Linked DNA regions of Homo sapiens: region 2 is linked to region 1. The links are chromatin loops, found by intact Hi-C in ENCODE. Cell type or tissue: GM12878. All regions are shown on one strand. Links, peaks and the distances in the headings refer to the core of each region. The heading gives the core; the rest is flanking DNA.

What was found. A loop is a pair of places that touch in the nucleus more often than their neighbours do. Peaks named below come from ENCODE experiments on the same cell type or tissue, not always from the same donor. Only the 100,000 strongest peaks of a DNase experiment are listed, where the experiment ranks them.
Region 2: a loop joins it to region 1, with 2.3 times the contacts of the local background. A loop is called at or near these places in 1 of 110 quality-filtered maps.

Annotation. Positions count from the first base shown.
Region 1 is chr5:40,274,436-40,279,819 of GRCh38, reverse strand. No RefSeq gene overlaps it. Among named protein-coding and RNA genes, the nearest start is that of LINC00604, 37 kb to the right of the region's middle. In GM12878, for the core only: no CTCF peak of the experiment used is centred there; DNase peaks (open chromatin) are centred at 2,049 and 2,509; H3K27me3 peaks cover 196 bases.
Region 2 is chr5:40,567,493-40,572,876 of GRCh38, reverse strand. No RefSeq gene overlaps it. Among named protein-coding and RNA genes, the nearest start is that of PTGER4, 110 kb to the left of the region's middle. RefSeq lists an enhancer at 1,697-1,926. In GM12878, for the core only: no CTCF peak of the experiment used is centred there; a DNase peak (open chromatin) is centred at 2,106.

The DNA of each region.
Region 1 (5,384 bases), core at 142-5,141:
TTATTTATTTATTTGAGACAGAGTCTTGCTGTGTTGCCCAGGCTGGAGTACAGTGGCACCATCTTGGCTCGCTGCAACCTCTGCCTCCTGGGTTCAAGTGATTTTAGTGCCTTGGCCTCCCAAAATGCTGAGATTACAGGTGTGAGCCATTATACCCTGCCAGAAGTAGCAATTTAGTTGCAATAGGAGACATTGAAAAAATTTCAGATGGTTGTTAGGACTTTGTGTAGCTTTCATAAAACAAAAATTCTTCAAACTGTGTTAAAGGCAGCTTCAAATTAAACACTAGATTATTTAACCAATTTTTGTATTGAAACTACTAGCATCTTTTATGGACCTGCAGTAACCTTTTGACATATTATGCTAACTTTTGTTTTTTTTGGCTTGATTTCAACAGTACATAATTACATTAATGTGGGTAATAAATTATGTGAGAAATATAAAAGAGATTGGAATACATTTTTAACCTAAGTCATCTTTCAAATTTAGTTTTCTTCATTAAATACAACTTTTGCTCTCCTGTTCTTATGTAAAGGAGGAAAAAGTTGGGTTGTGTAAGGCAACTAGAGTGGAGAATTTAGTGTGGTTGGATGTTCATCGGGTTTTCTTAATAACTTCTTCTTTCCCAATTTACGAGTGTCCATTAGTTCAGGAATTGAGCAAACTCTCAGGGGAAGAAAGTCGGGGAAATTATTAAAAGTGATGATCCCTTCTCCTTCCCTTGGCATGACAGTCATTTCCTTTCCACACAGTGTGTTCAAATGACCAACTATGGAAAGTATGTTTAAATAGCCGACTGCTCCCTGTTGAGTCCTGTAAAAAGGGAGAAAGTGTTATCTAAATGGAGCGTTTCTTTATTTAACTGTCAATTATGGATGGGAAGTGGATAAGAGAGAGAGGCAGGGATAACAACTGTGGAGAAAGTGCTCTGCTAGGTTCTTCTAACCCAAACCAGCAGTGCTGCAGGTGTCCAGCATGCCTCCTTCCTCCCTCAGCCTGGATAGGCATAGCTCCTTCCCTGTTAACATCATTAGGCCTCTCCATTGCTCACTGGAATAGCAGAATCTAGGTACGTTTGCACCATCTCTTTGGTTTTCTCTTTTACCTGCCTATGCTTCACCCCTGTTTACTTCCAGAGTTCTCTTTTCCAGTCACTCATTCTAACTCTAAATTCTTGCCAATTTCCCCTCCTCACTGACTTGGGTTTTCCCTTTTTGCAGCATTCATCACTTTCTGGGGAAGTCTTGTAAAAGACTTTGGGGGAACATTTGAGGTTCAGGTAGCAAGAAGCCCAGCAAGGGGAGAGTGTGTCTGTCAACAGAGAGATGACAGATGAAAACCATCTCACTAGCTGTGGGGCATTAACACAGACCAAATAAAACAATGTGCTGTCTGGCTGAGCCTGGTCCATGAGCAGAGCCTGAGCTAAGCCAATTTAAATGACTTGATCTATATTCCTGAATACTTACCAAAGGTGGCAGATTGAAGGTGAGAATCAACAGCTATAGATTTGGCATAATGTAGGATGAATTTGCAAGATTACCTGTTCATTGAAAGTCATTGACTAGGAGACCCAGATTGCATTCTGGCTGGTTCCAGATAAATTTTCCCATTGTGGGCTTTAATTTCCTAACCATAAAACAAAGGCTATAGGGAGAGGTAAAAGCGCTGGTTTCTAAAGTTCTTTTTTTAAAATTTAATTTAATTTTAAATTTTCAAAAATTTTAGGCAAATTTCACTTGGATGGTTTCTAAAGTTCTGAGCTCTAAAATTTCATGATTTTAGGACAATTTTGTCAAAATTTTCTGTTTTGTTAGCTTGCCTCTGTATTTAAAATTCCACATTCAGAGGTGATTTTGTAAAACTTATGTTGGGGAGGGACAATAAATTATGGCAGTATTAGCAGAGGAATAATTTTTATCAGGAAGCTAGCTACAGAATGCAGCAACGTGTAGGTGAAGCTTGGAAAAAAATTGAGCTCATAAAGTACATTGGCAGGGGATGATTTCTCTATAATAACCTGAGCCTCAAGGTGCTGGGTGTTGAGAAATGAGTAGAAGGCTGAGAGATGGAAGTCCCCAAGGCCAAACCTATATTTATGTTTTTTCAAAAAGTAGTGTGATGCTGCAAGGAAATGGAACTTCCAGACAAAGTTGCTGTGGCTTAGATGACTCACTACAAAGGTACAACGATCAGTTTCCCCAGGATTTATGCTACTTCTCGGAAGAGAGAGAATTTGTAGAAAAAAAGCTGATGAAAATTTAGAGATCTGTTCTATAAACCTAAGAGAGGAAGGAAGCAAAAGATGCTTATGATTTCATACTACCTTCTGTAGGTTTCACAGATTTGAAATTTGAATCTACATCAAAGAAGCTGAAAAGAAAAAATTAGTCAAGGCAGATGAGCATATCATACCACACCTCTGCCAGCAACACCAGAAAATGAGGAACATTCAAAGTGATACTTGGGCCCAGGAAGAAATCACTTCAGTGGGGGTCAAAGAGGAGAGGCTGTACAGGCAAGGGGCCTGGGCCTGGTATCAGATAGATTGGAAATGAAACCTCGCTCTCCCCTCTTAACTGTGCATTTAGGCAAGGGGCTTCACTTCTGTAAGTTTCAGTTTTGTTCTCTGTAAGATAGGGGTTGCTATGTACTCCTTAAAGTTGGGAAGTGAAATGAAATAACTTGAGAAGAACGAGATATCACTTGTTTTCAAAGAGTTGTTACTCATATCATTAGCAGGAAGACCCTGTCCTTAGGTGGACACGTTACATTTAAAAAATGAAAAAGTTCTTCCCAATAATACTGGTTAGTGTGAGACTAACACCTCAAGATTGGCTTTGCTAGCTTCAGTTCCCTCTCACTGCCCTCTTGACAGAGGAAGAAGTGAGCCATGAGCAGGATTTGCCAGTGTCTAACGTTCAGGCATGGAGAATTCCACGTAAGGGCCCAGGATCTCTAAGTTTCCAGAAAGTTCTGGGAGATATTTCACAATCTCAACATGATCCCTTGGGCACAGGATTCTCTCTCCCTTTACATGCGTTAGTGAAGTCCAAATTGTGGTCTAATATCACATACATAGGAAATCCCATCATGTGAGTTTTTAAAATGTGAAGGGGCAGAATTCTGAAGAATTATATCTTAGACTATGCACACTTCAGTATGAGTGAGTCGCATGTGACAATGTGCTGACAGTGATGACCTTCCATTTGTGTGCTAAAGTGACTTCCTGTGCATTAGCAAGGTTGGAATTAGATTATTTGAGTTGCACTTTCTAAAGTTCTTTATGTCTTACACATGAATTGATTGTGCTTTCCTATACTTCTGAAGCCATTTACCCTACCCAAAAAATAATTTAAGCCAAGTGTTACTGTCTCTTATTGCAAACAGAACATACGATTTGCACAATGAGATTTTATTGCTTGGCGTGCATGACTTTAGCGTGCTTTAGTGTGAAGTAAGTTTCCCAAGCCTAGAGGATTTGGCATGTATAAGAGATTGAAGTTTTCATTTTAGGTACCCCCTCCCCCAGGTGTCTCCAAAGATGAGGGAGATGATTGATACACTAACAGATGTTTTGTTAACGTCACATTTCCAGAACTCTTCTTACTCAGGCTAATAGCATTGCATCTGGTTAGCTGTACTTACCCTTTTCAGCTTGTAATTTTCCTTTCGCTAAATTATTATTGACATCAACAAGAGGCAGACTTCCTCAGTGTTGTGTAGAACACTGAAGCATGCCTAAAACAACACAGGGCATAGAGATATCTTTTCTATTTATTTAAATTTCAATCTCTTTTGACACGAGGTCTCACCTTCAATCCAAAACACTTCAGCCTTCCTGGCTAAGAGGGCTAAATGTGCCCAAGGCAAAGAAGCTGCTGTTTTCTTCTCTTCCGTGTTTCTCACTTCCTTCCCCTCTTTGATTCTATAGTGGGCTTAATGGTAGCCACAGAAAGCTGTGTCTGTGTTTTATGTCTTAATTCCTGGAACCTGTGAATGTGACCTTATTTGGCAAAATGGTCTTTGCAGATGTCATTAAATTAAGGATCCTGGGAGAGGGAGCTTATCCTGGGCTATTCAATCACATGTATCTTTTAGGGTACAGGTGCATAGGAGACATACATGGAAGAGGAGGAGGCAATGGGACTGCAGAGGCAGAGAGGACAGTGATGAGGCCAGAAATCAAGGATTGTCAAGATCAATCAGAAACTTGAAGAAGCAAGGAGAGGATTCTGCCCTAGAGCTTTTGGAAGAAGCATAGCTTTGCTGACAGCTTGATGGTGGGCTTCTGCCTCCAGAACTGAGAGAGAATGCATTTCTGTTGTTTTAGGCTTCCCAGTTTGTGTAATGGGTTGCAAAGGATAGTAGTATAGCTCCTTTTCACTTTCTTTTCTGCCTCATTTCAGTTTTTCTATCCTTTTCTGCATTTGTCCATTTATCTGTCTCTCTCTCTCTCCCTCTGTCTTGTTGTATCATTGCCAAGACAAAGTACGTAACAATAATTAATGCATGTGGGTATGATTGGACTTTTTTGCAAAGTTGATTTTGACTGTTAAGCCAACTGACCATGTTTTCAATATTAATGAAAATACAAATTACTTGGCAGTTTTGTTAAAAATGCAGAATCCCAATGTCCACCCTAACACATTTCTGATTTTACTGGTCTGATATGTGACCTGTGAACCAGTATTTTTTAACAAGAATCTGGGGGATTCTTTTATAGATGGCCAACAATCCATACTTAGGAAAGATTAAAGTAAGGCATGGTTCCCTTTGTCTGCTCTCAAGAACTGATGTATATTTGTGGTATAGGGTTGTCAGTCTAAAATCCCATTACAATCCAGGAAGTAGTGCCTATAGAATACCAAATCCCAGGCCTCTGTAAAAATATAAGTAACCTGAAAAAGATTTGGTTAGACTCACATTTAACAATTCACAGTGGCTAATTCAAGGAAATGAGGGTGGTTCCTTAACCTTTGAGTAGAAAGCTTGGTTGGGGAGGGGTAGCATAACATTTCCCAGCATGTTCCTTACTGCCACTGCCTGGGAGTGGATTCTAGATAGGCCTGGCAGGCCCACGTTCCCACACACTGGGCCAATTTTTGTTCCTGGCTCAGGGCTGTGCTTACTTAGAGGGGTAATGGCTTTGTCTGTTTTGCTCCTCAGTGGGATACATCTCCCATCTATTTTGTTTAGGAACTCTAAACACAGTCCAAAGGGAAGTTCAGCTGTGGAACTCTGAATAGGATCTGGCTAGAAGCAGCCCCAACACACTTTTTTTTTTTCACTCTTCTCATAGTCGTTTTCAGACCTGGGAGGTTTTTCAGAAGACTTGGTGCTGCAGGCTGTTGCCTGAAACCACTCATCAAGGAGCATGTCCA
Region 2 (5,384 bases), core at 155-5,154, 290 kb before region 1:
TGCTATGAAAAACAATACCGTGACAAGAATTCCTTTTCCTTATTTCTTATTGGGCACATCCCAAATTTTCTCTTAAGATAAAACCCTAGGATTTAAATTTCTAGAGTGAAGGGTGCATGTATAATTAAGGTTTTAAAATATGTAATCAACATATTTTACAAGCTGTTGCATTTTTCTATGAATTTCCTACCATTTGTTTGGAATTTACAGAAATAAAGGATACACTGTTGTTCCAGAGACTCGTGAAGTTAGATGGAACTCTCAGGGGCCAAATGGATAATTTCTACTGTGTTAGGTTTTCTGAACGTTGTCTCCTTGCCAGTTCCATAACCTCTTCTAACGTCAATACTCAGCCTCCGGTCTGCTGCTGTTTCTGCTTTGTTAATACCGGAGGCCACAGCTAAATGAACCATTGGGACGATCACATTCTCTCTTTTAAGAATTTAAACTAAGAAGCTTTAAGTCTAAGACACTTAGAGTATGATGCTAGACACACTTCCAGATATGGGAACTCTAATATCTTATAGAGTTGAGGCCAAGAAGGGTCATGTGGCAAACTATGATAAGTGGAAGTAGAAAACCCTTCTATGGGGGAAGCCATAAAGAAAGAAGCAGACACTGAAAATCAGGGACTATGTAGCCCTAGGGAAAATGTAAATGGTACAGTCCCTGTGAGTCCCATCGCTAGATTCTGTAGTGTGTCCTATGGGACCTTCTTGTGCCTTCTGAAGATCTGTGTTGATCTCCATCCAAGACTCTTGACTCCAGGTTAAATTACAAAGCTTTTACTTCAGGAATATCAGTCATTTGTATGGTAGATCTTAGGAAACACAGGGGTCCATAGGCCTTCAAAAACAGAGAACCATATTTTCTGAAATATAAATTAGGTCATATCTGACAAAAGATTACTTCCCATTTTGGTGCATTTACATGAAACATTACCACACTAGAATCATTGCCCTCAGGCCTGCTCTTAACTGCTTGGACATATGGGCTTTCATTCCCCTCGAGTTTGCTTTGATTTATCTAGTATAATGGTTCTCCAACTTTAGAGCGCATTAGAATTACCTGGGGGCTTGTTACAACAGAGTGCTGGGCCCCATCCTAAGAGTTTCTGATTCAGTAGTTCTGGGATATGGTCAGACCATTTCTGTTTCCAACAAGTTCTCAGGTGATGCTGACACATCTAGCCTTGGGACCACACTTTGAGAACCACCGAACTATTGAGTATGTGAGAATGTCTCTTAGAGAAGAAAATGATGTAATTTCTAATATTTTTACTATTCACTCTTGGGAAGACCTTCTTAGCATTAACTTTTTCCTGTATCCTCTTCTCCCTTCTGCTTCTCTGCATCCCCCAGCCTCCACCCTTTGTAAATCTTTTCTCTCAGCTGCCACGTTCCACCATGGCACTTCCCACACAGCTTGGCAATTGTTGCCTGCCCAATTAACTGTTAGCATCCTGAAGGCAGGGACTTGTATGTTTTATCTGTGTATCCTCACTGACTAGCACCATACCTGGACATGGCAGGAATAAGATACAAATGTGCTGAGTGAAAGAAGGAATGAATGAAAATTCCTTTCTTTTCTTACTGATTCTTAAGGTCCCTGAAAAAGTCCATCTCTGGTGGACTTGATTCTTTCCGTTCTCCCTCGTAAAACTGGGATGCTGTTGCATATCTTTCTTGACCTATGTTCTTAGGATATAGGTAGCTCATCAGATGGATTACAGTAGGGCAAGGGAGAGGAGGTGTGTGCATGCACATGCAGATGTGCGTGCCTTGTTTTCCTTTCCTTATATTATCTCCTTGGTGTTCATCATGTGTAACAACAGCTGTGCAAGTAGGTGGAGATGTCAGGAATCTCTGGCACATCACATATCTCCTGAAGAATGTCCAGTTCATACAGAGTTTTATTTTACTCTGTGGCTTACAGCTCTTGGCTCCGCTTGAGTAGCAATGCATAACCCACAAAAGTAGATTGTCATTCATTTATGTAATTTCTCATGACTTAAAGGCCTCTTGATATAGCACAAATAAGCATTAGACTAGGAATTAGCAATCTAGGATTCTAGTCTTAGCTTAAGCTCTAATTAGCTGTGTGCCCTTAGCCAAGTCTCTTAATTTGATTGTATGAAGAAGGCTTTAATTCAAATGACTTATGTACTGTGCTCAAATCTTAACACTCTCAGCATCTGTGAAGCTAAGAGGAATATGTTCTCAAGAGTGTGACATGGTTTAGGTGTATGTTTGTTTTCATGCTAAGGTCTGACTCATGTCCTTCTAGGAGGTAGTGAGGTCATTTGCTGAAGACATTCAAAGGACTGCAAATAATGATGTGTAGCAGCAGCCTGTCCTGTGCCTTTGGATACTTTAGAAATAAATGAAAAAAGAAGATTTAAAGAGAAGGGGCCAGTCAGAAGAGATCTTTTGCATCTGTTCCCATGAAGAAGGAAGGGAGCCCTTGTCCCTGTCTGAGTCCTTAAAAGAGACCTTTTTTTTTTTTTGAGTCAGAGGAACCAGACACATCAAAACATTCTCTTCTTTGAATATTTATTTGTGTGTTGTTCTATATCTTGTCCTATGGAACTTCCTGAGGAAAGTGATTGTATGGTTGACTCCTGAAGAAGACAACGTGATCTTAGAAACATGCTCTCTAGAATCCAAAGAGAGTCCAGATTTAAAGTATCTGCATGGTCACTTGCTAACATCTTCCAAGTGTCCAGCTGTTATTATTACATTATGTTTGTGTTTGAATCTTGGGAAATATAGTTTACAACAATGTCACAATGGCAGAAGAGTTGATAAAAATGTTTTTTTCTACATATTTGACTTGTTAAAGAAAAACAATTTAGGGGAAGTGATGGGGAGGGTGGAGAAACATATTTTCATGGTGATGAAGCCGCAGCAAATTTCCAGAGGAAGACAAGCTGTCATGTTCTTGACCTTTTGAAATTCTCCATGAAGTTTAATTCTCCATCAGTTTCTAATTCATAAATATTAGTTCTGATAAAAAAATTGGAGTGGTATATCCTAAGTGCTTCATGTGAGCTGTTTTGAAGTCGATTCTTAAGCAAACTACTTGGTGCAGAGTGTAGTCTGAGATACTAACTAACTTTCATTTCCAGTTTTCTGATAGTCTTTACTTATAAATACCCAACAGAAACAAAAACCAAAATCCTCAACTCAGCTGGATTGAATGTTTGGCTGATTTATGCCTTGTTTGAATAATATTTCAATCTGGCACTCACTGGGATACTCAGGGAACCTTAACATTTTTTTTTTTTTTGAGACAGGGTCTCACTCTGTCTCTGTCACCCAGGCTGGAACTCTTGGACTCCTGCTATAGCCTCCCAAGTAGCTTGGAAGCTGGGATTAACAAGCATGTGCTACCACACCTGGCTAATATTATATATATATACATTTTTTTTTAATGGAGACAGAGTCTCTCTATGTTTCCCAAGCTTGTCTTGAACTCCTGGGCTCAAGTCATCCTCCTGCCTCAGCACCTCAAAACATTGGAATTACAAGCGTGAGACACCATGCTCAGTCCTTAACATCTTTCAAGGGATGTGATTCTTTGTGGCAGTAGAAAGGTGCTTTTGAATTCCTGGATCCTCTTTTAAACACTATCAAATTAGAATATACTTTCAGAAAAGTAAAAATATCATCACTTAAAATCAATAAACTTTTAGCTACTGAACACATCTGTGTCACCAGCACTTAGATCAAGAAGAAGAACATTACCGGCACCACATAAGCCCCCTCACAATCTATTCTGGCTCCTCATTCCTCTCTCCACTGAGGGTAATCATGACATTGACTTCTAACAGCATAGGGTGCTTTGGTACTTTGGCTCATGTTTTGGTCATATAACTTACATCATACATTATGTACTCTTTTGTTTCTAGCTTCTTTCACTCAACATTATGTTAATGAGAGCCATCATACTGCATGTGGTTGCTGTTAACATTCATTCTCATTTGTGTATAATGTGTAAATATACATTATTTATCAATTTTACTCTTGATGGAATTTGGGTATTTCTGGCTATTAGAAATGGTGCTTCTATGAGCATGCTAGGACATGTCTAGGTGAATAGATGTATTTATCTGAGTCAAGTGTGCAGATAAAAGTGGAATTGTTGGGTCATAAAATATGTATAAGCTCGGTATCAGAAGATACTGCCAGCTTCCTCAAGTGGTTGTACTCATTTTACTGTCTCATCCATGAGTTCTTTTGATTGGTACACAAAAAGTGCAAAGGAGAAAGAATGCTGAATAAAGGGCTCTGACATTGAAGCCAGATTGCTACAAAGGGTTGAATCCTGATGAATGCATCTTTTATCCTCAACACTGATCTTTTCCGAGCTCTTTTTAAATGAAACCCTAAATTGCTATGTCTCTCTTGTTCAACTAAAGGTGACTTAGATTTGCCATTCTGAAATTCCCTTATAAGATCTGAGATGGTTTAAAGTAATTTTTTAAACTGTCTATATTAAAAAAGAATTTCAAAAATTTCTGTCTAAATGAGAATATTCTTCTCTGACTAGTGTCAAGAAAATGTTAAGTGAGTGAAACTCATTTTTTCTTAATGGTCTTTATTTAATTTGTTACCAGCTTTAACTAAAGCAAGAAAGACAAAGATGGGAAAATGTTGGAATAGTCCTTATTTTTAAAAAAGTATTTTTCAATGGGTAACAATTATAAAAACATATTGATGTACCTGCCTGAGAATATCCTGAGAAAATATAATGAATTTGAATACTTTCTCACTACAAGTAAATTGATTACAAGAAAAGACACCCATTCGATTTTCTTTGGACAGCTTTCTTTGAAAGACCTAAGCATTCCAAATTACCCAAATAAATATTTCTAAATCCTTAGGATATAAATATGATTGTTGTTAATGAGCAATTTACTGTTTGTTATAGCCTACATATTAATTTTAGGTAAAATATCATAGTGTAGTCTTATGTGCTATATATGCTTCAGTCCCTTAGGTAGCTACAATTGCAGTATTTGATATTTCTTATTTGTCTTGAGGGATAATTTTATTATATCTAGGAGTCCTAGGGTATATATTCACAGCTTTATTTTTTCACCTGTTACTGTGGGCATGCCTGTAATTTATTTTGTACAAGTTTCTTACTTAAGAATACAATATGTAATTAAACATGTCTTCCTTGGAAAAATAAATCACATAGATTGCAGAAATGTATTATGAGTGAAAATGGTCTCTCTCTGAGTATGTGTTGTGTAATAGAACTCTGCAAACACACACATTCACACAAAAGTCAAGCCTTACTGTGTGAAGTAGGGAAAGGTTTTTAAGAAAAATTGTATGTTGATGGTTGCTTCCAAGATGGCCGAATAGGAACAGCTC